Linked DNA regions of Homo sapiens: region 2 is linked to region 1. A link is an interaction called in ENCODE POLR2A ChIA-PET data of the cell type or tissue named here. Cell type or tissue: GM12878. All regions are shown on one strand. Each heading gives the region's core, and the rest is flanking DNA. Links, peaks and the distances in the headings are about the cores only.

The links. ChIA-PET counts read pairs that join two places held together with the same protein. Peaks named below come from ENCODE experiments on the same cell type or tissue, not always from the same donor. Only the 100,000 strongest peaks of a DNase experiment are listed, where the experiment ranks them.
Region 2: POLR2A ChIA-PET joins it to region 1 with 5 read pairs; 2 of 35 experiments call an interaction of 5 or more read pairs at or near these places.

Annotation. Positions count from the first base shown.
Region 1 is chr9:112,441,851-112,453,482 of GRCh38, forward strand. The region is part of intron 8 of HSDL2 (hydroxysteroid dehydrogenase like 2); the gene reads left to right. It overlaps HSDL2-AS1 (HSDL2 antisense RNA 1), which reads right to left. Exons shown (of 5, transcript NR_171779.1): 5 at 9,948-11,632. Among named protein-coding and RNA genes, the nearest start is that of KIAA1958, 39 kb to the right of the region's middle. In GM12878, for the core only: no CTCF peak of the experiment used is centred there; a DNase peak (open chromatin) is centred at 5,687.
Region 2 is chr9:112,675,025-112,686,656 of GRCh38, forward strand. It overlaps INIP (INTS3 and NABP interacting protein), which reads right to left. Exons shown (of 5, transcript NM_021218.3): 5 at 8,902-11,632. Among named protein-coding and RNA genes, the nearest start is that of INIP, 37 kb to the right of the region's middle. In GM12878, for the core only: no CTCF peak of the experiment used is centred there; no DNase peak of the experiment used is centred there.

The DNA of each region.
Region 1 (11,632 bases), core at 2,480-10,479:
TAACAGTGACATTTCTGCCTTCTGTTTTTAAACTGTTTTGTACTTTAAACTAAACAAGTAATGTGAGATCTCAGTTAATTCTAGTAAAGAAGGTTGTTTTGTTCATCTACCAGTAAGAAGTTTTAATAAGGCTGGGCACAGTGGCTCATACCTGTAATCCCAGCACTTTGGGAGGCTGAGGCGAATGGATCACTTGAGTCCAGGAGTTTGCGACGAGCTTGGGCAACATGGCGAAACCCCGTCTCTACAAAAAAAATACAAAAAAAAAATACGTTGGGCGTGGTGGCACGAGACTGTAGTCCCAGCTACTCAGGAGGCTGAGGTGGGAGGATCACCTGATCCCGGGAAGTTGAAGTTTCAGTGAGCCGTGATCGTGCCACTGCACTCTAGCCTGGGTGACAGAGCAAGACCCTGTCTCAAAAAAAAAAAAAAAAAAAAAAAAAAGAAGAAGTTATTAATATATTCTTTGCGTTTGGTTAAAAACAAGTCTGAAAAAACTTTTTTTTAGGTTTTATTTATTTTCTTTTGCACTGTCTTTAGGTATTTCATGTTGATATGTTATTTTGAGGAAAAGTGTGTCATATATCAAATACATCTAACACCATTTCCACAGTTTGTGTTATGTGACTATTTTATGAAAGAAATCAACTTCAAAGGAGGTTTGGGTTTTACTTTGTTTTGTTTCTGTAATTCATAAACAATAGTGCCCTTGAATTGGTCCAGAGTTTACATTTTAGACTTTGTGTTCTGACATTTTGCCAGTGGCTTACTTGAAGAAACACTTTAATGAATACCTGTGGGAAGAATTTCTCTCATGGTTTACTAATAAGAATGGCTGTGCTTCTTCTGGGCCCTTACCTTATTTTTATCTTATAGATGCTATGACTCTCATCGATTTTTTTTTTTAGAAGTCTGATAGAAAATGTAGGGATGAATTTCCTTGATACCTTTAGCAAATCTGTGGCACCTTACTGCAATGCATTTTAGAGCCAAACCTTATTTCCAGCTTTCTTTTATTTATTCTTTATTATTTATCTTTTCTTTTTCCAGATTTTTATGGTAATTTAAAAAAATTACTTAGGTAATAAAAAGGACTTTTTTGTATTACAGACAATTTAAAACAATAGAAAGGAAAATAGTTACTCATAATCCTACTACCCAGAGTATTAAAACCAGGAAAAACAAGACTGTCAGTCTGTTTCTCAAAAGGCCTCTTACAGAATGGTGGAAAATACCTAGAGAGCTTATCAAACTCTAGAAGAGTCTGGTCTTCAAGTTAGTTAAGTCCCAAACTCCGATTTTTGCCCAACGCCCTAAGGTTGGATCTGTCTTTTAGAAGAAGGCATGCATGAACTGAGATCATTTAAACTCCAAATTTTAAATAAGAACCACTTATTGATCATGTATGTTCTTTTTGTTTATTCAACAAATATTTACTGGGCACCTCCTATGTGCCAAACACTGTGCTAAGTACTTTACATGCATTGTCCTGTTTAATACCATTAATCCCCAAGACAGATACTCCCCTCATTTTACAGCTGCAATTGCACAGCCAGCAGGTGGCAGAACCAAGATTTAAACTCATATTTCTCTGATTTCAAAGCCCATGTCTTTAACCAGTAAACTTAAATGGCTTTCCTAACACTTGAATACTTAGTCTTTTAAATTTTAGCATATTCTTAGTCTGGGCAACATGGTGAGACCCTGTCTCTACAAAAAAATAAAAAAAATTAGCTGGCCATGGTGGCACATGCCTGTAGTCTCAGCTACTCAGGAGACTGAAGCAGGAGGATCCCTTGAGCTCAAGAGTTTGAGGCTGCAGTGAGCTATGATTGAGCTACAGCACTCCAGCCTGGGCAACAGAGCAAGACCCTGTCTCAAATAAATACGTAAATTAGCACATTCTTTCCCCTGATAATCCAGTTTATTAATTTATAACAAAGAGTTGCCATCTCATAGGTTAAACATGTAGGTGCTTGATCAGCACATTCTCTTCCTTTGGATATAATTGTGCATGAAACAGAATCATAGTCAGAAGGTCATTTCATGACCATGGAATCAGAACAAGGGAGTTAGATAGGTAGAGTGTAAAATCAGTGTTTACTGGCATCAGGCTTTGATAGGGATAACTTTGCCTATAGCCATCTCCACATAAGCAATGCTCTTACCCTTAAGGTTAGAAGACTCAAATTCCTTTGGCTAACTTCCCTCACCTAATGCTGCAGGAGCATTTACTTCTGTAGCTCTCTTTTTTTGATTCTGTGTGGTTCAGTCAATAGCAATTTTACCTGACCTTTTCTGTAGATATATTAATATACTCATATAGATAGTAGCCTGGGCTATAACTTACCTCTTTCAGTTTATTTCTTATGTCCTCTCATAGTTCAGCTCTTTGAGAACCATGTGTATCCCTTGTTTCCAAAGGGGGAGAGGTTCACCTTTCTATTGCACCAACAACTTATAATAACCCCTGTTACCATTTCATTATACCTTTTCCAGTATTCGTCGTGTGTATGTTAGCTCTTATATATGTAATTATTGTAGACAATGGACCTAGTTTTAAATTGATGGGTTTTTTTTTTCTTCCCATCTTAAAAGCAATATCAACCAGGCATAGTGGCTCACGCCTGTAGTCCCAGCACTTTGGGAGGCTGAGGTGGGAGGATCGCTTGAGCCCAGGAGTTCAAGACTAGTCTGGGCAACATGGCAAAACTTTGTCTCTACAAAAAGTACAAAAATTAGCTGGGTGTGATGGTGCATGCCTGTAGTCCCAGCTACTTGGGAGGCTGAAGTGGGAGGATCACTTGAGTTCAGGAGTTTGAGGTTGTAATGAGCTATGATCAAGCCATTAAACTCCAGCCTGGGTGAGAGAGTGAGACCCCTGTCTCAAAAAACAAACAAACGAAAATGCAATACCATTATTTCTTCATTGATTCCCCCCACCCCTACTCTCCACTGGAACACAGGGAGCCCACTCAGTCTTGTTTTTTTTTTTTTTTTTTTTGACTTCCAGCTTATTTTTGTTTTTATTTTTTATTTGGTTTAGAGACTGGGTCTCACCCCGTTGCCCAAGCTGGAGTGCAGTGGCTCGATCATAGCCCACTGCAGCCCTCAAAGTCCTGGACTCAAACAATCCTCTCACCTCAGCCTCACCAATAGCTGGGACTAGAGGTGCATGCCACCACGTCCAGCTAATTTTTAAATTTTTTGTAAAGAGGGGGTCTTGTTATATTGCCCAGGCTGGTCTCAAACTCCTGGCCTCAAACAATCATCCTGCCTCGGCCTCCCAAAGTGCTGGGATTACAGGCATGAGCTATGGCGCTGGGCCTATTTTCCTTCAGTTACAGTTTTAATTGCTTCTGTTGCAGTTGTTCTGGATTCTCAGAAACACTTATTCTTACCTTGGCTCCCCTTTCCCTTTCCCTGTAGTTAGCACCATTTCTCACTGGTTCTGGCTTTCTCTTCTGTATTCTGGAGACCTTGTTAAGTTTGTCCTCTGTATTAAAAAGGACAGTCTGATAAGATGTTCTATAGCTTAGTTTCTGTTCCATATTGTCTCAAATGGTTAATTTGCTATGGTGCTCACTTCCTTTTTCATTTTATCCTATTGTCTTTTCATCACAGCCGGTTATATATAACTTTCTGTCCCTGTTTCATATAGTTTTTTTTTTTAAGGCTTTATTTATTTATTTTTTTGAGACAGAGTCTCTATCACCCTGGCTGGAATGCAGTGGCATGATCTTGGCTCACTGCAACCTCCACCGCCCAGGTTAAAGCAATTCTCCTTCCTCAGCCTCCCTAGTAGCTGGGATTACATGGGTGTGCCACCATGCCCGGCTAATTTTGTATTTTTAGTAGAGATGGGGTTTCGCCACATTAGCCAGTCTGGTCTCAAACTTCTGACCTTGGGTGATCCACCCACCTTGGCCTCCCAAAGTGCTGGGATTACAGGCATGAGCCACTGTGCCTGGCCAAAGCTTTATTTTTTTTTATAGCATAAAGTTTTAGATTCACAGCAAAACTGAGAAGGTACAGAAATATCATATATCCCACACATGCATTACTTCCTTCCTTAGCAGCATCCTCTACCAGAGTGGTACATTTGTTAGAATTGATGAATCTGTATTGACACATCATAATGATATAGTTTTCGTGTGGAAGAATTCTTGTAGGTTTCATGGTAAATTAGTTTTAGATATTTGCTCTTCAGAATAGCCTCCATTGCCTGTGGCACATTATTTTTTTCATAGGCATCAGGTTATTTTTTTTTTCTGTTAATTCTTCCTCATATTAGGAGATATCTCTAGAGCTAGTGTAGTCAAAGGCAGGAATGTGTAGGTTGCTTTTGGCTCCCTTCCCTGTCTATATGGAGGAATTCCTTTTTCTGAGCTGTAGTTTCAGATGTGGCACCTGTTGGGCAAATAGCTCAGGCCAGTGTGCAAGGCTGACATGTGACCTTCCTTTACTTCCTCTGTTTAAAACTACTCTCCAGGCCTGGCTCAGTGGCTAATGCCTGTAATCCCAGCACTTTGGGAGGCTGTGGTGGGAGGATTGCCCGAGGCCAGGAGTTCGAGATGAGCCTGGGCAATGTAGCAATAGCAAGATCCCATTTCTACAAAAAATTTTTAACAATAGCCAGGCGTGGTGGTATGTACCTGTGGTCTCAGGTACTTGGGAGGCTGAGGCGGGAGGATCACTTGAGCCCAGGAGTTCAAGCTTGCAGCAAGCTGTGATTGTGCCATTGCACTCCAGCCTGGGTGACAGAGGGAGACCCTATCTCAAAAACAACATGAAACACAACAAAAACACAAAAACTACTCTCTCCTGGAATGCCCTGCTGCCACGGTTCTTCCCCTCCCCATCCTTGTCAGCCATGCCTTGGGGCATGTACTTCCCAGGATGCTCCACTGCAGGACTCCCCTACTGTCTGCTTATCTTATTTGGGAGCTACAAGCTTTGGAACTGGATTTGAAAGATGAGGATGAGGAATCACATTGAGTGTGTCTTGAAAAGTAGCATGTGTAAAACAGAGAGACAGCTTCTGATCTTAGTTGGTACAAGCCCAGAGTCTGATCCAGCGCGAGCCTCTCTTCTTTGTTCGGGTGGGCAGAGGTATTCTTTGAGATCTTTCATGAGGGAAAGCACAGGAGACCTGTCTTTCTGGGGCTGACTCCATGTACCTTAGAGCTGCTGAACCTCTCTTCCTAGATTCAGACAATAGATTGTGTATCAGTCTAGGTGATATTCAGTATTTCCCCTTTTGTGTGTGTGTGCATTTTTATATTTATTCAGTGTGAAGTTAGGAGAGCCTGTGTCAGGGACTACCAGCCATATGTCATCTTCTTTTGTGTACTGGAATTCTATAAATATTTCTTTCCCATTCTGGCTTACATATTTGTAGTCTGATGGCTGCACCTTTAAAATCTATCACAGGTTTTTTTTGTCTCCTGAAGTTTTTTTTTCTCTTGTGCAAACTCATCATGTTTACGTCTCAATAATCCAGGTGATAAATTATGCAGTTTATCTCTTGGCAAATGTCTTTCAGGGATAAACTAAAGTTTTTGCTGCAATCTCCTTGGCACCTCATATGTAGATGATATATCTTGACTAATATACAAATCACCTGAAGTAGTTACCCACAAGGAAGGGAGGGGTTCCAGCAGTTATTTATGTGACAGACTCAGTTCTCTCTGGTGTAACTGCTAAAACGAAACACATGACCTGCCTTTGGAAACATGAAGGAAGCCTGTGTCATTGCTGCCCTTGCTTTAGCAGCCTCTGCTTGGTCAACTTCTGGTGAGTTTCACATCTCAGCACTGTGTTCAGCTTTTATGTTGGCTATATAAAAAATCAAATTGCTAAACATAGAAGGAAATGTGGAGGAAATATTTATTACTCAGTGGATAAAATTGCAGGCTCTGGAGTCAGACTGCCTGGATTTAATCTTGAATTGCATTTGTTTTTATTAAACAAATTGAAATGCTTTCTGGAACAAGCCAAGTTAAAAATAAAAAGGGGAAAATTAACTTTTGTATGTTCTGTATCTGGTCACCATCATGAGTTTTTTGTTGTTGTTTTTAAAGACATCTAATAGTTTTTGAGAGAGCGTGAGTACTCATTGAAAGCATAGACTTTGGAGTAAGACAGATCTGGGTTCAAATCCGGTGCCCGCCACTTATATTTATCATTTTGGGCATATCACTTCAGCTCTCTGAAACAGTTTTGTCACCTCTTACTTTCCTTGTGTAATTATTGTGAGGAATAAGAGTGATGGTACATCATATTGTACATTTGATGCAGGAAGCTCCCTGTAACTATTGGTTGCTGTAGTTATTATTATCTTAAATTTTCTACATGGTAAAACTTCTTGTCTGCATATAATAATGTCTTTCAAGGATGATTTCTGGCATATATTTTAATACACTGACTTGAACTTCCAGGAGGTTCATTAAAACTATTTTATTTTAATTATCCTTATTTTATTCTTAATTTTAATGAGAAAATCTTCAGATTTTACCATAAGTAAGGTGTTAACATTTGTATAAGATGGACATTTTTTTAATCAGAGAAGTTAGATTGGTATCTATTTTTAGTGTAATAAACTTGTTACATTTTAAATATGGTAAATGGGTACTTTTTCTATTCTTTCTTTCACCTCTTTCTTTCTTTCCTCCTTTCTTTCTTTCCTTCTTTCTCTCTCTTTTTATTTTTTTATTGAGACGGAGTCTTGCTCCGTTGCCCAGGCTGGAGTGCAGCGGCATTTTCTTCTTGGCTCACTGCAACGTCCGCCACCTGGGTTCAAGCGATTCTCCTGCCTCAGCCTCCTGAGTAGCTAGGATTACAGGCTTGCCACCCAGCTAATTTTTTTTTTTATTTTTTTATTTTTAGTAGAGACAGGGTTTCACTGCGTTAGCCAGGATGGTCTCGATCTCCTGACTTCATGATCCACCCGCCTTGGCCTCCCAAAAGTGCTGGGATTACAGGCATGAGCCACCACACCCAGCCTCTCTCTGTGTTCTTTTCTTTGAAGGTTTGAAATACCTACTAAGTCATTTGGGTCTTTTCTGAAGTTATTTCTTTCAAAACTTTTATTTTATTCAATTATAGGCTTTTTAAAAAATAAAAACCCAAATTATCCATTTGAAGTTTCAAAACCTGTTTGAGTTGACATGTAGTATTTCACTTACACAATTTTTTAAAGTTTTCAAACTGTTTTATCTCTTTCCTCTGTTTTTTTTTTTTTTTTTTTCTTTTAAGACAAAGTCTCACTCTGTCTCCCAGGCTGGAGCGCAGTGGCACGATCTCGGCTCACTGCAACCCCTGCCTCCCAGGTTCAAGCAATTCTCATGCCTCAGCCTCCTGAGTAGCTAGGATTACAGGTGCACGCCACCATGCCCAGCTAATTTTTGTATTTTTAGTAGAGACGGGGTTTCACCATGTTGGTCAGGCTGGTCTCAAACTCCTGACCTCAGGTGATCCACCCACCTTGGCTTCCCAAAGTGCTAGGATTACCAGCATGAGCCACCACGCCCAGCCTCTTTCCTCTGTTTTAAAAATTATTTTTCTTTTTTCTTGATTAGTTGCTGATTTTGTGTTATCTTATTTTTTCTCAAAAGCACCAGACTTTAAATTTTATTTCATTTTTAATTCTACAGCTTTTCTCTTTTCTGATTATCTTTTTAATAACAACTCGAGATATAACTTATATATACCAAAAAATTCATCATTTTAGGCCGGGTGCGGTGGCTCATGCCTGTAATTCTAGCACTTTGGGAGGCTGAGGCAGGCGGATTGTCTGAGCTCCGGTGTTCAAGACCAGCCTGGGCAACATGGCGAAATTCTGTCTCTACTAAAAATACAAAAAATTAGTCGGGTGTGGTGGTGCACATCTGTAATCCCAGCTGCCCAGGAGGTGGAGGTTGCAGTGAGCCAAAATCATGTCACTGCACTCCAGACGGGGTGACAGAGTGGAACTCAGTTTCAAAAAAAAAAAAATTCACCATTTGGAAGTGTCTAGTGATTTTTAGCATCTTCCCAGAATTGTGCAACCATCTGATTCCTTACTTTTTTTACTTTTGGTTTATTGTTTTCTCCTTTCTGCTTTCTTTGAGGTTGCTTTTGTTCCTGTTCTTACTTGTTGGGCTAATACTTTATTGTTATTTCTTTTAAAATAATGAAATAAAGTTTGTGCATTTATCCCCTTAACATAGCTTTGGCTACATCCAATCGATTTTGTTATATACTTTACTCAATTTTGATAGCATTTTAAATTAGTCTGTATAGAAAAGCTTAGTACGGGCAGGGTATAGGGGCTCACACCTGTAATCATAACACTATGGGAGACAGAGGTGGGATGATCACTTGAGGACATGAGTTCAAGACCGGCCTGGGCAACATAGCGAGACCCCCCCCCCATCTCTACCAATAGAAAAAAATTAAAACATTAAAAATTTAAAAAGACAAGTTTAATACAGAAGTATAAAAAAAGCATAGAACAGGCCAGGTGCCGTGGCTCATGCCTGTAATCCCAGCATTTTGGGAGGCTGAGGCGAGCAGATCACCTGAGGTCGGGAGTTCAAGACCAGCCTGGCCAGCATGGTGAAACCCTGTCTCTACTAAAAATACAAAATTAGTCGGGTGCAGTGGTATGTGCCTGTAATCCCAGCTATTCGGGAGGCTGAGGCACAAGAATCGCTTGAACCTGGGAGGTGGAGGTTGCAATGGGCTGAGATCATGCCACTGCACTCCAGCCTAGGTGACAGAGCAAGACTGCCTCAAAAAAAAAAAAAAAAGTATAGAACAGCTCAAAGAAAAATTTTAAAGTCACCTGTAATCCAATTATAAGTACATTTATATTTTGGCTTATTTCCTTTCAACCACTTTTTTTTGGCACATATAATTTAAAATGTATACCCAGAAATAAATATTTTACCAGTAGGTTCATATTGTTTTTTATTTTCTTAAGAAAGAAGCTTTATATATATTATGTTTAATTGCATAGACTCCCATTTAATTTAACATTACTTAATTATTGTGAATGTTTTCCATGTCTTCAAAAACAACTTTTTGAGGCCGGGTGTGGTATCTCATGTCTGTAATCCCAATCATGGGTGGCTGAGGCGGGTGGATCGTTTGAGTCTAGGAGTTCGAGACCAGCCTGGCCAACATGGTGAAACCCCGTCTCTATAAAAAATACAAAAAATTAGCTGGGCGTAGTGGCACATGCCTGTGGTCCCAGCTACTCAGGAAGCTTGAGCTCAGGAAGTTGAGGCTGCAGTGAACCTTGACTGTACCACTGCACTTCAGCCTGGGTGACAGAGTAAGCCCATCTCAAAAAACAGACCAAAAAAAATAGATAAATATTGGAATTCATAGCTCAATTTTAAAATTGGCTTCTAAATAATAATACCTTATATTAATAGTAATGTGTCTCATTCACTTACACTGGTGTACATTTGGAAAATAACTGGGAAGTGGCATTGCTCAAATAAGCATTGCAAAGGTTATAAAGTATTAGGTTATTGTCACTGAAGCATGGGGAATACCTTTTTCAAATTGAACTGGTGAAGACGAACTGTTGGCCACATTTATGTTTTCAAATTGTAGAATAAATATGTATGTGTGTATGTATTTACATATTCAGCCTTATATTGTTTAATTCAGTGTCTATTCAAAAACTGTCTTATCTAAAATAGTCTTACATTCTATCCCAGCTCTTGCTCTTTTTAAAGTAGAACCCATCACTTCTCGACTTAATTTCATGTATGTATGCATGTATATGCATTTGCATATTGTCTGTCTATACTAGTCAGTTTTCTTTTAAGTCTGCGTCTGGCTTGGTGTCATGGTAATACTGACCTCACATAATTAATTAGAAAGTGTTCCCTCCTCTTGCATTTTTTTTTTTTGGAAGAGATTTGAAGGATCGGCAGGCATATAAGAATAGATACTGTGTGATTGATTCCATTTATTTGAAGATAAACATGAGACAAAACTAATATATGGTGTTAGCAATTAGGAGGGGTTGTGGAGTGGGCTTCTGGGATACCTGTAATATCATCTTTCTTGACCTAGGTGGTGATGTTTGATCTGGATACATCTGATCACTGTTTCTGAATGTATGTTACATGTCAATAAAAAGCAGTGTCATGCTAAGTGCAAGGCAGAAGTGGATTGCCCCCAGTGCAGGCAATAAAGGGGTACACTGTAGTAAATTTTAAAACAATAATAAAACAGGCTAAAAAAATTCTTTAAGGCTTTCATCTCTAATATCTGTTCGTACTTTAACTTATAAAAGGAAAATGATTTTTTTTATTTGTGGAAACATCATAATGAAAGGCAATTTATATTCAGTATACTTTATGAATTAATAGCTTACTTTGTACTATGGAGTATCTTTATGCTGTCAATTAGATTTCATGTAATAACCTTTGAGGAATTGTATTAGACAAGATGGCTGTGTATAATTTGAGTTGAGAAACAGATTCACCTTCAGCCTAGAGCACAGATTGGCCTTGGAGTTAATTTAATTAACGAATTGTTCTTACCTGTTTCTGGGGGCAACTACTTAGCTGCCTCTATGTGATTCTAGAATGATAAATAAAGGAACAGAGAGGCCGGGCACGGTGGCTCACGCCTGCAATCCCAGCACTTTGGGAGGCCAATGTGGGTGGATCACCTGAGGTAAGGAGTTTGAGACCAGCCTGGCCAACATGGTGAAACCCTGTCTCTACTAAAAATTCAAAAATTAGCCGGGCACGGTGGTGGGCACCTGTAGTCCCACCTACTCGGGAGGCTGAAGCTGGAGAATCACTTGAACCAGGAGACGGAGGTTGCAGTGAGCCGAGATCAAGCCACTGCACTCCAGCCTGGGTGACAAAGCGAGACTGTCTCAAAAATAAATAAAGGAACAGAGACAGTATTGGGGGGCAGCATCATGATATGGGAGCAAAGCAGTCCTATGAACTGCTGTCTTCTCCCCTGGCTGATCATATGTTAAGTTGTTATAGCCAGTGGGTTAAGTGAATGCAAGTTTTAAAATGTTGCAGGTAACCTCCATTCCCGTGACCTAGTGTTTCCAGAGAGGGCAGCCTGTTAGTCAGGGGACTAACAGTTTAACCTCCCTTTTCATCTAGTGGGAGGGATAATCTGAATAAGTGAGACAGGGAGAAGAAACTGAGGTTGTGTGTCAGACCCTTCTGAGCATTCTCTCTTTCTGAGCAGGCTGTCCTCAGTTTTTTACATGATCTCTACTTAAGAGCATTTCTAACCCGTGATGGGAGGATGCAGGGTCAATCCATGGGTGAAAGGACTAGGTGAATAGATTGAATTTAGAGGTGGAGTGATTAGAAAGTACACTTGGGTGTTGATTCAAGCTACAGTCTTCAGTTTAGCTCCACCAGTTCCACAGCTGATATTTTGATTTCCATCTTTCTGATTCCAATGTCTTTTTGTTCTCATTTGGTTTTAGAACTGAGAGAAATTGACAAAGGAGTGATTGATTATCATCCCTCATACTCCAGTAGTTGTGTTTAGGTCTGTTTCTTTTATTTATTTTTTTGAGACAGGGTCTCCCTCTGTCACCAAGGCTGGAGTGCAGTAGCGTGATCTCGGCTCACTGCAGCCTCTACCT
Region 2 (11,632 bases), core at 1,896-9,895, 230 kb after region 1:
ACCAAAGCCTTTCTGATAAAGCTCCACATTGGCCTTGTGGACTGCCGGATCTTGCATTTACACCATGCCCTCCCTTCTCCTGCCCTTCTCTCCCACCTGCTCCTCTGCCGACACACCCTGCTCTCGTAAAACTCATGCTTCTTCTTCAGTTCTCATCTGGCACACGATATATGCGAGCTCCTCCTGACAGGCAGGCTAGGCCTCTTAGATTCTGCTGCCTCAGAGGACAGCAATGTTGAACAAACCTACCTACAAACCAACCACTGTCACATGCAAGGCGTCTGCCATTCCCAAGGAGCCACATGCATTCAAACAGAGTAGCTTTACATCTGTGAGTGTTTTTGGTTTTTGTTTGTTTGTTTGTTTTTTTCACACGGAGTCTCACTCTGTTGCCCAGGCTGGAGTGCAGTGGTGCAATCTCAGTTCATTGCAAGCTCAGCCTCCCGGGTTCACGTCATTCTCCTGCCTCAGCCTCCCGAGTAGCTGGGACTATAGGCGCCCGCCACCATGCCTGGCTAATTTTTTTTTTTTTTTTGTATTTTTAGTAGAGACGGGGTTTCACCATGTTAGCCAGGATGGTCTCGATCTCGTGACCTCATGATCTGCCCGCCTTGGCCTCCCAAAGTGCTGGGATTATAGGCATGAGCCACCGCGTCCGGCCGGCCATTGGCCATTCTCAGTAGACCAGCAACCTCTCCACAGAAGAGCTAAATAACACTAAGAGAAAAAGGGAACTTGCGTGTTAAAATTCGAGGAAGCTGGGCACAGTGGCTTTCGCCTGTAATCCCAGCACTTTGGGAGGCCGAGGCAGGCAGATCACTTGAGGCCAGGAGTTAAACCAGCCTGCTCAACATGGCAAAACCCCGTCTCTACTAAAAATACAAAAATTAGCCTGGCCTGGTGGTGCACGCTTGTAATCCCACCTATAATCCCAGCTATTTGGGAGGCTGAGGCAGCAGAATCGCTTGAACCAGGGAGTTGGAGGTTGCAGTGAGCTGAGATTGTGCCACTGCACTCCAGCGTGAGTGACAGAGTGAGATTCTGTCTTAAAAAAGAAAAAAAAAAATTCAGGCATAGCACAGTGGCTCACGCTTGTAATCCCAGCACTTTGGGGCGGATCACAAGGTCAGGAGTTCGACACCATCCTGGCCAACATGGTGAAACCCCATCTCTACTAAAAAGGAAAAAAAAAAAAAAAAAAATGCCGGGCATGGTGCCACATGCCTGTAGTTCCAGCTACTCAGGAGGCTGAGGCAAGAGAATTGCTTGAACCCGGGAGGCAAAGGTTGCAATGAGCTGAGATTGTGCCACTGCAGTCCAGCCTGGGTGACAGAGTGAGACTCCATCTCAAAAAATTCAACCAGGCACAGTGGCTCATGCCTGTAATCCCAGCACTTTTGGAGGCCAAGACAGGAGGATCACTTGAGCCCAGGAAGATCACTTGAGCCCAGGAGTCCCAGACCAGCCTGGGCAACATAGTGAGACCTCGTCTCTACTAAAAATTTAAAAAAAAAAAAAACCCACAAAAAATTATCCAGGTGTGGTAGCCTGTAGTCTCAGCTACTCAGGAGGATGAGCTGGGAGGATCACTTGAACCCAGAAGGTTGAAGCTGCAGTGAGCTGAGATTGCACCATTGCATTCCAGCCTGGTGACAGGGTGAGACCCTATCTCAAAAAATAAAGTAAAATAAAAAGATCAGAGAAAGTATACATTAAAATTCAAGGTGAAAAAACATTCACTTTGCCTGTTTTGTTTGTTCCAACGAATAGACTCATCTCATAATATTCTGTATATTTGTAACCCATTGTAAAGATGTTGCCTATTACTCTTAGTGAGGTGGACACTCTAATTAGAATTTTTATTAAATTTTATTGTGGTAACATACACATAAAATTTACCATCTTAACCATTTTTAAGTGTACAGTTCAGTGGCATTCAGTACATTCACATTGCTGTGTGACTGACACTACTATCTATCCATCTCCAGAACCTTTTCGTCTTGTACTGAAAACCTGCACCCATTAAACAGTAACTCCTCATTCTCCCCTTCCCTCAGTGCCTGGCCACTGTTTACTTTCTATGAATTTGACTACTCTAGGTACCTCATGTATATGCAATCATACAATATTTGTCCCACATGTCTTACAGGTTCATCCATCTTGTTGCATGTATCTGAATGTCATTCCTTTTCAAGGCTGAATAATATTCCATCTCATGGATATACCACATTTTGTTTAACCATTCATCTGTTGATGAACATTTGGGTTGCTTCTATCTTTTGACTATTGTGAATAATGCTGCTGTGAACAGGGTGTACAAATATCTGTGCAAGTCCCTGCTTTCAGTTCTTCTGGGTATATGCCCAGAAGTGGAATTGCTGGATCAAATGATGATAATTCTAAGTTTAATTTTTTGAGGAACCACCATACTGTTTCCACAGAGGGTGTACCATTTTACATCCCTACCAACAGTGCACAGAGGTTCCAGTATTTCCACATCCTCACCAACATTTGTTATTTTCTGGTTTTTTATTTTATTTTAATAGTAGCCATCCTAAGAAGTGGGGAGTGGAACCTCACTTTGGTTTTGATTGGCTTTTCCCTAATGATTAGCAATGTTGACCATCTTTTCATGTGCCTTACTTATTTTTAAAAGATCACTCTGGAGGCTGTGTTGAATGTTGTTAACTGTAGGGTGATGGGATGGAGGGCAGGGGAAAAAACATGGAAGGTGGAAGACTATTTACAAGGCTATTGCAGTATTCTAGCCAAATAATTATGGCGGCTTGGAACAAGATGACAGTGGTGGAGGTGGTAAGAGTTCATGGGACTCTGGATGTATTTTGAGGCCAGGGCTGATGGAATTGAAAGAGGAATGTGAAAGAAAGAAAAGTCTAGAATGACTCCTATCTTTATGCCCATGCAAATGGCCATTTACTGAGATGGAGAATGCTGGAAGAATAGTATGCTGGGAGGGTGATATCTCACCCACCCTTATGGGATATGCCATATCATGGGAGGGTGAGATACCCTGCCATATCATGGGAGGGTGAGATATCAAGAACCCAATTTTAGGCTGGGCACAGTGGTTCACACCTACAATACCGTTATCTAAAATGGGATTATGTAAAATGCTACAATCCCAACTTTGGGAGGCCAACGTGGGAGGATTGCTTGATCCCAGGAGTTCAAGACTAGCCTAGGAAATGTAGTGGGAGCCTGTCTCTAAAAAAAAAAAAAAAATTTAATTAGGTGTGTTGGTGCATGCCTGTAGTCCCAGCTACTTGGGAGGCTGAGGTGGGAGGATCACCTGAGCTCAGGAGGTCAAGGATGCAGTGAGCCACAATCATCACACCACTGCATTCTAGCATGGGTGACAGAGTGAGACCCTGTCTCAAAAAACAGAACAAAACAAAAAAACACCAGTTATCTTGATTCCCTGCCAATGCACCAAAAAAAAAAAAATTCCAGTGAACATGTAGACATGTAAGTTTGGATCCCTATTGGACTTCCACGTGGAGATGCTGACAATACATGCTGACAATAGGTACAAGAGTCTGGAGATCAAGGGTGTTTCTGTTATCTTTTGCTGCACAATAACCTTCCCTAAAACTCAGGAGTTTAGAACAGCAACAATTTCTTATTTCTTACAACTCTGTGGGTTGACTGCATTCAGCTGGTCAGTTCTGCTCTATGTGGCATGAGTTGGGGTTGCTCATCTGGCTGCATTCAGCTGGTGGCTGGGCTGAACAGAAAGGTCCAAGAAGGCTTCACTCACATTTCTGGCACCTCAGTGCTCCATGTGACATCTCCACATAGTTAGCTTGGGCTTCCTCACAGCATGGCGGTCACAGGGAGTCAGATGTGTTACATAGTGACTGGTTCTCCACAGAGGACAAGAGCAGAAGCTGTCAGGCCTCTTCAAGCTAGGTCTAAACTGACATAGCATCTCTTCTGCCATATCCTATTTGTCAAAACAGGTCACAAGGCCAGCACATATGTGAGGGAAGGAAAACAGACTCCACTTTTTGATGAGAACAGTGGCATATGTTGACAGGGATGGGAGAAATTGATGGCAGCCATCTTTGGAGACTGCCCACCACAGAGTGGGGTATCAGGGTTGGTGATATACGTTTGAAAGTAATCAAAAGATAGTTGGTACCTAAAAGCCATGCTACTGGATAAGATTACTCAGGGAATGACTGTAGATAGAGAAGAGATGAAAAGGCTAATCTCTAGGCTATTCCAGCGTTTTGCACTTGGAAGGAGAAACCAGCAAATGACCATGAGAAGGAACAACCAGTAAGGTGGGAGGAAAACCAGGAGAGTGTGGTGTTGATGAAGTCAAGTGGGACAGCGTTTCAAGAAGGAGAGGGGGTGATCAGTTGTGTAAAATGCTAAGAGTTCAAGTAAGATAGAGATGAAAACTGACCATTGGATTTGGCCAAGTGGAGATGACTGGCAGTTTTCCAAGGATAATTTCAGTGAGTCTGTGGAGACAGAAGCTTGACTGGAGTGGGCTCCAGAGACAACGGGATGAGAGGATCTGGAGATGGGCAGCATAGACAACTCTTGGCGGGAGTTATACAGGAATGCAGAGGAATAGGGCAGTAATGGAATGGGATGCAGAGCAAGGGAAGACACAGTAGACAGCCTTCAAAAGGAGCGTGAACCATTCATCCGTGACAGTAAGAAAGGCAGCGTATATGGTCACAAGTGCAGGAGGAGAGGTTAGATGGGGTGGTGGGAGGTGCTATAGAGAGTAAATACAGTCTGGTGGTGATGGGCCAGATTAGACCAGGCTTGAAAAAGACATAAGATCATTGGGAGGGCTTTTAATAGGTGCAAATATATAAGCCAAAAGCATGAGCCTGTGGAAAGATAGAAAGTAACTGACAATGTGAAATCTCAAGGTATGTGGCTACAGAAGAGGATGCAGAAATGATGGGAAGAAGGGTAGGGATATACAGTTTCAGCTTCAGGGAAGGGCCAGAGTGTGGTGACCGCAGAGAGGAGAAGGCAGCCTTGAGGTGCAGAGGATGTCAAGGACCTGAGAGGAGGAGCGTATTGTTCAGCCCACACCAAGGTGGCTGTCAATGCAATGTCCCCAGGATAGCAGCAGGAGTAATGCAGAGGAGCTGAAGCTAATGAAAGAGTCAGGGTCCTGAGGGGATATGAGGGGGCACCCCCACACGGTTCTTGGCAATTATGACGCTGGAGTGGGCCTGGCTTTTTTTTTTTTTTTTGGAGACAGGGTCCCGCTCTGTTGCCTGGGCTGGAGTGCAGTGGTGCAGTCATGGCTCACTGCAGCCACGACCTCCTGGGCTCAAGTGATCCACCCGCCTCAGCCTCCCAAGTAGCTGGGACTACAGGTGCATGCCCCGCCTGGCTAATTAAAAAAAAAAATGGTAGAGACAGGGTTTTGACATGTTGCCCAGGCTGAGCTTGAACTCCTGTGCTCAAGTGATCCACTTGTCCCAGCCTCCCAAAGTGCTGGGATTATAGGCGCGAGCCACCGTGCCCAGCCTGGCCTGGCTTTTTTTAAGCAGGGAGGAGACATGCGTTTTTAAGAAGTGAATTCTGAAATGAAGTTAAAACAATATTCTGGAGTGGCAACGGTGAGTGGGCCAGAAACTAGCTGAATCTACAGCCAGAAGGCAAACATATCAGCTTACCTCCTCCTGAGAGGTACCAAAGACCTACAGATTTCCTGAGAAAGCAGGGTATCAGGAAGAAGAGTGGAGACAAAGGGGACAGTGGGAATGGCTTGGAAATACTAGAGATATTTTGGTGATTGAACCAAAGGAATTCCAGAGATACCAAGAGGGAAATCACCAGGAAAGGCCGTGTCGTGGAAGGGTTCAGGTCAGCAGGTAGGTGCAGGGGAGATGAGTGAACAGACGCAAGGGCAAGGGAGGCAACTGACCTGGGTGGTGATTAACAAAGGTGTCAGGAAGGCAGCAGAGGCAGCATGGTGTGGGCTTGAGGAGGGACTGGTGTACTGGAGTTTGGCTTAGATGTGTGGCTAAGAGGCTAGCAAGTTAGTACACTTCGTATGAGGGTAGTTCTATGACAAGTGACAAAAACCTACTTCAATCCAGCTTAAACAGTAACAAGGATTTATGACCTCCCCTCACTGGGCATTCCACAGGAAGGGGAGCTAGCACCTAGGGACTGTTGGGCTCCGCAGCCCAATGATGTCATCAAGGGCCCAGTTTCTTTGCGTTTCTCTGCTGTACCTTTTAGAGTGGTGGCTTCATTTTAAAACTTGCTCCACTTCATGGTCACAAGGTGGCTGCAAAAAACACAGGACAATCTGCTTCCTTTTGCATATCTAGAGAGGGAGTCCCTTTTGATAATGTCTCAGAAAGGTGACTGCCTCTTTTCCATAAGCGCAGCAAACCCCTCCTGGAGTCTCATTTGAGCAATGCCTCCAATCCTAAACCAATTCCTGTGGTGTGGAAATACCACATGCTGACTGGTGTGGGCACGAGTTACCTGAGGCAATCACTGTGGCAATAAGGAATGACCCTGACTGGTTCGGAGCATGTAAGGCCCATTCCTGTTGTTGGGGCACTGTTGGCTTCCCCTGAAGGACACCGGCTGTTGGGGAAGGAGCGTGGCCAATACAAATCTGAGTAATGTTAGGAAGTGGGAAAGTCATGCTGAATAGAGTTCTAAAATATCCACTTCACTACTTCACTGAGCTCTTGGGAAAATTAAATGAATATTTTGTGAGGATGCCTTGCTTTTTCCGTCTTTTTTTTTTTTTTTTTTTTTTTTTTTTTGAGACCGGGTCTCACTCTGTCGCCCAGCCTGGAGTGCATTGGCGCGATCTCGGCTCACTGCAACCTCCGCCTCCCAGGTTCAAGCGATTCTCCTGCCTCAGCCTCTCGAGTAGCTGGGACTACAGGTGTGTGCCACCACATCTGGCTGATTTTTTGTATTTTTAGTAGAGATGGGGTTTCACCGTGTTAGCCAGGATGGTCTCAATCTCCTGACCTCGTGATGCCCCGCCTCAGCCTCCCAAAGTGCTGGAATTACCACACCCGGCCGCTTTTTCCTTCTTAAAAGGCTTTTGGAGTTAGAGATACAGAAGAAAACTGGAGGAAAGAAAGGTAGATAGGGGAGGGAGGTGAACAGAGAGAAATTTGGGGAAGGACCCAACAACTAAATGCAAGAGAAAGCGAAGACAGATGGGGCTGGAGTTGAAAGGCAGATGTAAACAGAACACACCTGTCTCTGAATTTGCAGACATGAAGAGTAATATTCTTTTAGTACCTCACATGTTCCCCTTTCCCAAGAGCTGATGAGGGCTGGATGGGTTCATCTCTGTACCTGCCTATGCCCACAAATGTTCAATGTCTCCCCGCTGTGTACCAAGCTAGAGGTCTGGCGCACCCTGGAATTCCAGATGCTCTGGAATGGATCTAACCTCCGGTTAGCCTCGTTTCCAGTTATCTGCCTAGACATGTCTCTCTGTGCTCCAGCCAAATCGAGCTTTTGGTCTCCCCACAACGCCCACAAACCTGCTTTCCTCCTGCCTCTGTGCAGGTGTTTCCTTTGCTTTGAATGTTGCTCTTTTTTTTTTTTTTTTTTTTTTTTTTTTTGAGACGGAGTCTGGCTCTGTCTCCCAGGCTGGAGTCCAGTGGCTCGATCTCAGCTCACTGCAAGCTCCGCCTCCCGGGTTCCCGCATTCTCCTGCCTCAGCCTCCCGAGTAGCTGGGACTACAGGCACCCACCACCGCACCCAGCTATTTTTTTTTTTTTTTTTTTTGTATTTTTTAGTAGAGACGGGGTTTCACCGTGTTAGCCAGGATGGTCTCGATCTCCTGACCTCGTGATCTGCCCGCCTTGGCCTCCCAAAGTGCTGGGATTACAGGCGTGAGCCACCGCGCCTGGCTGAATGTTGCTCTCTTTCCTGGCTGAAACCGTCTCATCTTGAAAGCCAAGTTCCAATGCTTGTTCTGATGTAGCTTTTATTGGTCCTTTCGGGCTCCTGTCCCCATTCTCTCCTCTCCAGGCTGCTCCTAGGATTGGTTTTTAGTGTGCTTGTCTCAACCAATCTAGATTGTCAGACTCTTGAGGACAGTGACTGTCCTCCTTCTCTTCCTCATTGTCCATGTTCATTATTTGCACATTTTTAAAAAGCCTGTGGCCAGCCAGGTGCGGTGGCTCAGACCTGTAATCCCAGCACTTTGGGAGGCCGAAGCAGGTGGATCACTTAAGGCCAGGAGTTGGAGAAGCAGCCTGGCCAACATGGCAAAACCCCGTCTCTACTAAAAACATAAAAAATTAGCTGGGCGTGGTGGCGCACACCTGTAATTCCAGCTACTCAGGAGGCTGTAGCATGGGAATCACTTGAAACTGGGAGGCAGAGGTTGCAGTGAGCTGAGATGCTGCCATTGCACTCCAGTCTGGGCAACAAGAGTGAGACCCTGTTAAAAAAAAAAAAAGCCTGTGGCTGAGCATGGTGGCACACACCTATAGTCACAGCTACTTGGGAGGCTGAGGTGGGAGGATCACTTGAGCCCAGTGTCCAGCCTGGGCAACACAGTGAGACCCCATCTCTTTAAAAAAGAATCGTGGGTATCAACTGTGTAGAAGTCACCATGGATATAGAGGTGAATAAGAAAAGCACTCAGCAAATACTTGTTGCATTTATTGCTGTTGAAATGGGACTTGTGCTCGCTGATGGGATTCCAATAGAGGGGTTCAACTGCACTAATGAATTGATACTCTCTCTCATTATCTTCTATTCTCCATGTAACCATATTTTCCAAATCCTTTGCCTCAAGAGGCTTTAAACACATGTAAAGGCTGAGGTTCTGTTGCCGAAGTGAAGCAAATAACTGAGACAACTTAATGAGACAGTTTATAGATTGTTCAGGAAAACAAATATGCCTTTGAAATCACTAAGTCATTTCAGTTTTTATTCCAGGGTCAAAGCACTGACATCTGCATTATTTAGAAGCGGCTTTCAAAACTTTTTTTGCCATAACTCACAGTAAAAAAAAATACATTTTATATTGCAACTCAAGTCTATAAATTCTTTCATTCCTTCAACATATTGAACACCTACTATATGCCAAATATATTTTATGTGGAATACAGTAGTGAACGAAGTAAAAGAGGAAGAAAGGAAAGGAGGAAGAGAAAGAAATAAACAAAAATTCTTGCTCTCTAAGACTTTACATACTAGTGGAACAGACAATAGACAAAATAAGTAAGCCAGATGCAGTGGCTCACACCTGTAATCTCAGCACTTTAGGAGGCCAAGGTGGGAGGATCGAGAGGACTGCTTGAGGCCAAGAGTTCAAGACCAGCCTGGGCAACATAGCAAGATGCTGTCTCTACAAAAATTAAAAAAAAAAAAAAATTAGCTGGGCATGGTGGCATGTGCCTGTAGTCTCAGCTACTTGGGAGGCTAAGGGTTGAGGATTGCTTGAGCCCAGGGATTCAAGGAGTCTTGCAGTGAGCTATGATTATACCACTGCACTCCAGCCTGGATGACAGAGCAGGACTGTCTCTTAAAAAACCAACACAATACAAAGTAAAATATAGGAACACACAGAAACAGAATATTCATGAGGCAAAACCACCTATTTCTATATGCAGTACACTCAGATGTTTTTGATTTTTTCGGAAAAAATGCTGGTCAATCCTGTTAAACCATTAAGTTGGCTTCTCAACTCAGTAATGGGTTGAGGCTTTTGCACTTTGAAAAACACTAGTCTAGACAATTTCTGACATGGGCAGAGCATGTGCTTGTTCTCACCTTATGGAGGGAGGAACATACAAAGATATTAACTGAGTTCCTCAAATTCACCCATGATCTGAGGGAAGCAATGCTGACCTCCACCTGAGGGCTTCCCAGTCCACTGCTGCCCTTTCCCTCACCCTCTGCAGTGCCTGCTCTTCTCCTCTCATTCTGAAACCTTGCTCTGCACGTGGAGCAGCTCTTCCTTCCCTTGTCAGGTAAAAATCACATGAATACTTCTAAGCCTAGCCAGACCGCACTGCGTTCCAGGATGCCTCTCTCAGGCCACTACTGCATTCTGGCTCGCTTGATTGATTGATTTAGAGACAGGGTCTCACTCTGTTGCCAAGTTGTGCAATCATGGCCCACTGCAGCCTCAACCTCCCAGGCTCAAGCAATCCTCCCACCTCAGCCTCCCGAGTGGCTGGGACTCTATGCATGCACCAGCACACCTAGCCAATCTTTTTTTTTTTTTTTTAATTTTTTAGTAGAGACAGGGGTCTCACTATGTTGCCTAGGCTGTGGCTTGCTTTATAACTATTGGTGTACCAGAATAGGATCCTCTGCACGGTGACCTCCTAAAAGAGCAGGTACCAGTCACCTTTGTGTCCCCCAAAGCACAGTACTTTATCTGTAGGTATTAATAAATACATAGGAAATTGAATTGAATTTGTAACTCAAAGCAGAGGGGTGGAGAGAAGTGCTTCCTAGCCAGGAATACAGGATTTAGGCCATATCTATTTAAAAGAAGACTAACAAACAGACTAGAAACGATAACACTGGTAAAAAGATCTCTTTACCTGAGCTACAAAAGTCATACATTAGGTAGAGGCTTCAATAGTGTAGAAAATATACTAATGTGTTATCTCCTTAGAGACAGATTTAGAACCATGTCAGTTATGTTGCAGATGACAGAGAACAGAAACCTAGTGAAATCAACTCAAGACAATGAGGGCTACCATAAGGAGGCCCAAGGAGTAGTTGGATGGACCTGAGGAAGGACAGGAGCCAGAGGCCCCCTGAGGAGCTCTGCGCCGCAGAAGTAAGGCTATCCTCGCTGCAATGGTGACCATTACAATGGGGACAGTTGCCACCTCATCAAAATGAAGGAAATCAGTTCAAATTCTAAAAAAAACCTACATGGCACAGCCAATTCTAGAATTGTCCACTCTTGCTTCACTTGGTTTGAGTAGGATGGGGCTGTGTGTTTGAAAACATCTAAGGAAGAAAGGGGGGAACAAACTCTCTGAAAAGAAAGTAGAACTTTCACTAAATATTGACCCAAACTGGAATTTTCAGTTTTACGCTACCACCAGAGAGGATGGGACTCAAGGCCAAGATAAGGTCAGTTACAAAAAGTTATATAAAATACTGTATCTGTGATACAGTGTAAAATATCATTTCAATCCTATTAAAAGTTAAAAAAAATGTAGATTTTAGCTAAATGACCTCTAAGTTTCAGGGATCTACAAACCCATGCGTGTATAAATATATCACGAAAATCTGTACAAGATATTTCATAGAATTCTCTATCTCATGGTTTTCAGACTTTATTTTGAATCAGATTCTAATTCTGTAGGACTAGGGTAGGGTAGTGGGACTGCATACTTAAATAAGCACCCCAGATACTGCTAAAGATGGGTCATGTTGAGAGACTTTCTTAACCTAATCCCTTCCTACTTAATTAAAAAGGAGCTCGACTTGCATAAGTTTTCTTTTTCTTTTTTTCTTTGAGACAAAGACTCACTGTCACCCAGGCTGGAGTGCAGTGACACCGTCTCAGCTCACTGCAACCCCTGCCTCCCAGGTTCAAGCGATTCTCCTGCCTCAGCCTCCTGAGTAGCTGGGATTACAGGCGTGTGCCACCACACA